2 separate regions of the Homo sapiens genome follow, and region 2 is linked to region 1. A link is a loop called in an ENCODE intact Hi-C map of the cell type or tissue named here. Cell type or tissue: heart right ventricle. All regions are shown on one strand.

The links. A loop is a pair of places that touch in the nucleus more often than their neighbours do. Peaks named below come from ENCODE experiments on the same cell type or tissue, not always from the same donor. Only the 100,000 strongest peaks of a DNase experiment are listed, where the experiment ranks them.
Region 2: it touches region 1 in a loop (3-fold over the local background); 3 of 110 quality-filtered maps call a loop at or near these places.

Annotation. Positions count from the first base shown.
Region 1 is chr7:14,760,611-14,763,110 of GRCh38, reverse strand. The region is part of intron 2 of DGKB (diacylglycerol kinase beta); the gene reads left to right. Among named protein-coding and RNA genes, the nearest start is that of DGKB, 140 kb to the left of the region's middle. In heart right ventricle, no CTCF peak of the experiment used is centred here; a DNase peak (open chromatin) is centred at 1,370; H3K27ac peaks cover 1,695 bases.
Region 2 is chr7:14,901,692-14,904,191 of GRCh38, reverse strand. It overlaps DGKB (diacylglycerol kinase beta), which reads left to right and starts at 1,441. Exons shown (of 26, transcript NM_001350709.2): 1 at 1,441-1,600. In heart right ventricle, no CTCF peak of the experiment used is centred here; a DNase peak (open chromatin) is centred at 1,461; H3K4me3 peaks cover 1,866 bases; H3K27ac peaks cover 312 bases.

The DNA of each region.
Region 1 (2,500 bases):
CACAATTGGATGAATGGATATTGAATAGTAAATATGGAAGATACAGAAAATAACTGTTGGAAGATAGATTTGGATCATATTTTGACACACCTATGGTGCCAAGAGGAGGAGTTTGTGCTTCAATCCAAAAGCAACAGGAAACAGTTGAAGGGTGATGATTTGTTTAAAGTCACATTTAGGATGAAATAAAGGAACAAGGATTTATTGGGCACCAGACACTTTGCTAGACACAGTATTGCCAGATCCCTATCATTATTCTAATTTTAAATATTAGAAAACTGAACCATAGAGAGGTTAAAAATATGCCCAGGGACATTCAGCCAAGCATTCTGGAGCCAAGATTCAAATCTAAATCTAGCTGGCTTTAAATCTCTCCGTTACTTCATGGGGCCTTTGAGATTAATCTGACAAGTATGTGTTGAGTTTTTTGGAATAAAGAGACAAAGAGGCAGGAAAATCACAAAGGAGACTCACTCAAGATGTAACAGATGCCTAAAGAGATGTGAGAGGAACTAAGTGTTTCATTTTTCATGTAGTACTTTTTATGATCTATTTGCATTTTCTAAACGTTACCAAATGCTATTAGTCATTTATTTATTTTCAATTCAGACTAATGTAAAGGGTCTTTAATTTTTCTTGAAAATCGTTAAAAATTCTGAACATTTTAAAAGTAAATAAAAATTTAACGTTGATCCCTAAAATGTAGTTCATTTAACTCTCATGGCATTGTTTATTACATGACTCAGCCGAAATGAGAAGATTGACAGGGTGTGTGCATTTTGGGGGGCCCCTGGAATTACTCAAGTACCAGAGCAGGTGATAGAAAGGTAAAGTATAGGAGAAAGTCAACTCATCTCCCCATAAACATTTTCTTTGTTCTTTCCCAGCTCATTCCAAGAATGTTTGCTTAATAAAACACCTCCCGCTTTCATGCTCAGTACCATTTTCAGCTCTAAGTTGATTCTGACAGTGATGAAAAAGACAGCCCATTGTCTCAGCTGTAGTTATTGGTATAGTATTAAATTACTTGCTGGGAAAATGGATATGTTAGTCAAAGGGCAGTAATTTGTATTCACTGTTGTTTTCCAAGTATCCTGCCCTGCCAGTCAAGCCAAGCATAGGAACCTCTGAAATTAGCCCCATGTTTCAGAATTTCCCCAAGTCATACCCCTCCTTTGCTTTCCAGGAGACCCAATCTTTTGTGCTGCGCATCTGTCCAGCTCCCTTATCCCAAGAACTAAACCTGCTGTTTTCAACCTGGCTGCTCAGCACTGGGCTGCCTAGCACTTCACTGGCCAATCTTCCAGGTTCTTTCTCCCATTACAGACATGTATTTACTAAACTGATCTCCAAGCTCACAGCTGCCTGCCTGGCTGGCTGCTTGCCTGGATTTCTCAGCATTGCTCAGCCTAGTATCTGTCACTGTGCTCTTTCCCGAAGCTCTATTATTAGCTGAATTATGACTGAGGCCACGTCTTACTATCTGTTCATCCAGGTATAACTTCCTCTGTTTATTTTGTCCTAGAAGGCAGGTCAGGCCTAGTTATAGATCCTTTCCCCTCTCCACTGCCCCAGTGTAGTTTTGGACAGAATGTAACTCAGAGTTGGCACAATAAAAAAGATAGGAATGTTTATGGTGATAGGCCATAGGAAGAAATTTGGACAAGCAGTTAACTTACAAATAAGATAAATGTGTGTTCCCCCCAAAAGAAGGTAAAACATAGCAGTAGGATTTTCACAACCTAGTGCAATTTGGGTGTCCAAGAAGACATGTAGATAATTCATGTAAAAACAATGCTGTTGAAAGGTTATGGATATCCTGAACTCTCTGGTGTTCCATGCGCAAATCCTTATCTTTAGAAGATTGACCGGTCAAATCAGGGCCTCAGCCTTAGAGAAACTGGGCCCAAGAAATGTTATTGAGACAGGAATACAAAAACAAGATAATGCTCCAGTTTCCAAACTAGATTGTAAAGTGGAGATCAGGTCATAGTTAAACTTCAAATATTAAGATATTAGAACTGGAACTTGAGAATTGGAGAGGCAGTGAGTTGAATTGATAGTGATTCATCTGAATATCAACTAGAGCACTTTAAATTGTCTCAGACCAAGTCATTGTTGAGCCCTAGTTCATGGAAAGGGCAGTCATATATCTAGAGGTTTTTGGCTGTTAATTTAGCTCATGATTTCTCTACTAAGAATATTCAGTATAAACTATGACCAGTACACTAATAAAATATTGTAGGAATAATTTTATGAGCTTTCCCCTTCTCTGAGTCATTTATAAATAATTACTGAATATGTTTTTTACTCTCATAGAAACCTGAAACGAAAAGGCCATCTAAGCAGTGTCTCTAAAGTTGTGGGGCAGGCCTATGTGGGAGAAACCAAAATTGTTTTCTCCGCCTTCCATTTTATCATTGGCCTAAGATATGGTTAAAATAAACATAGTCTCTCGAGATATGATATTCCAGAATGTATGCATCTGTGTATGTGTGTG
Region 2 (2,500 bases), 140 kb before region 1:
AATCTACAGAACAAGAAAGTGAAGACAGACTATTACTAGAGCAAATGTTACTAGTAATTAAGAAGTATTCTATTCTTTGGGGGATTTGAGAACGTCTTCCATTTCTAAGTTCTGCCGAATGTCATATTTTTTATGAGAATATGTTGGAGATTAATGAGAGCAGCCAATAAGGAGAGCAAATGAAAGTTAATAGAAGACAGAATCAAGTTGGTTTTACCAGAGTCTGTAGCTGACAGAGAGATGTTAATGCATTGAAATCATTGAGAATATTATATAGATAAGTTAAGAGCAACCACGGGACTTCTATGTCAAGATACCCCGTGTATAAGCTGGTAAGCACACTGCTTAATAACTGTCTGGTTTTGTACACAGTCCACAAAAATCTTGATTATTGACTTACTTACATTTTTCTTACCCTAATACACTATTTTACACACGTGCCTCAAAATTGTTATTTTTATCTGTGCCCTGATTGGTTACACATACATAGAGTTTCTCCCAATATTTAACTGCCTTTCTACTTCATCCATCCTCCAGTCACCTGCTCCGAGGTTACCAAGCCGGAATGCAGCAAGAGCGTCTGCAGCTGCTACAATTGGTAGAAGTGGCTTCGGCAGATGGTTGCTGAACAATGACCCACCAAGGACTACAGTTGTAGAAGGGAGAGGGGAGACGGGTATCATATTTCCTCCCTGAGATGTATAGTGAGTGGTAGTAATTGCAGTGAATCCAGCTCACTGTCTCAACAGCCTCTCACCTGCACCGTCTCCTCCCCTGTCTTATAACTGGACCAGCAGTTAAACAGCTGTATAGCCTTGTCTCCCTGTCTCATTTTCCCCTGAGCTCCATCAGCAAGAGTAGCAATAGCAGCTGGAGAAGCGGCAGCCAGAGATAGGCAGGGCTGGTGCTTGCAGCCGCGCAAATCGCCTCCTCCTCAACACACACACACACACACACACACACACACACACACACACACTGCACAGACTTCCAATATCAACGCGTCTTGACATAAATCAAGGACTAAGAGAGACTGAAGAAGAGCGTTAGTCATGGACAACAGGTATTTCATCTCTGACAAATTGTTTCCTTCAGCTGCTTACTGGTTTGGATGATAAAATAATCATTTGTGATAGCTAGCTTGAGTGGGAGTCTGGAGGACTGGGGGTGGACGCGATAGAGGAGCGGGGATGAAGTGGGAGGAGTGAGAGGTGGGGAAGGGGGACGCCAAAGATGACTTTCAGGCTCCGGAAACCTACGTCTTTCAGCCTCCGCTGTTTTTTAGTTGCAAATGATCAGAGACGGGTGAACTGCAGGCAGCCTGTGTTGCTGCCTGGAAGTAGATTTCCATCTTTCAGACACTAGTTCCAATGGGCCGGGTGTTCTGGAAGGGGGTGGCAGTGGGGAGGAGGATGCTGTGAGCAGAGTTCTTGAAGCTCCACTCCTCTGGGGAAGCCGAGCTGTGTGGGAGCCTTCTTACTGTGCCGGGAGCGTGTGAATTGGAAAGGATCCTGAGAACTGGCTAGTCCCAGTTCCTCTCCGGAAAAGCAGTGGCTCTCGCTTCAGAGATGCGCTCAGCTTTCGCCTGCATCACACTGCAGTAAGTTAAACTGGACATGGTTGGCAAATTGAGTGGCTTCTGGGTGTGTGGTGCGGGGGAAGGGAAGCTGGGAAGAAATGGGGAGGAAAGTTAGAGAAGCATAGCTTTGAATTCTCCATGAAATGTTAAATCGGTTCGTCTCCCTGACTCCTGTCCTAGTTATGCTATAGTAGGGGTGCTCTGTGATTTGCAGGCGGATGCCGCTTGTGTATTAGCTATGCAGAAAGTGCCCTGTCCATTGTGATTTTGGGCAACATAACTGATAAATGTTTTCTAAATTTAATTCCAAGAGTGGTCTCCTGAAAGTTACCAATGAGATAGCAGCTTGTCTTTTCAAAATGTAATTCATAAAGAGGCTGGCTTGGACTTTCAAATGCCCTAGTTAATTGTTACAAGTTCCAGTCCAGATTTATTCCTAATCTGTGAACTAAACAAGCAAGCAAGCAAACAAAAGTCTTCGATTTACCTTATTAAATTAAAATAAAACGTGAAGTAGGTCTCTAGATAACTGCTAGGCAACAGCCTAGGCCACACTGATGATATGATAAACATTCAAATACTCTTCAGTGGGTGCCACATGGAGGGTCCCCTCAGTTTCTTCCTGCTGCAATAATCTCCTCCACTTGCTGAACAGTCTCTTTCTTGTGATTTTAAAGTGGCGATTTTTACATAGATGGCTCTATACTTAGAAACCAAGCAGCATTGTGTTCACTGGCAGAAAATGAAGGCTTAAAACTTTTATAAAACAACTTCAACTGGTTGCTCAAATTGCAGATAACCAACTCTTTTAAAAACAGGTCAGCAAGGACCAGTCCATTGTAAAGCAAATGACCAAATAAACATGAATGCAAGCAGAATACTGAAGGTCTTTTCTAGAAAATAAATCAGAAATAATTAATG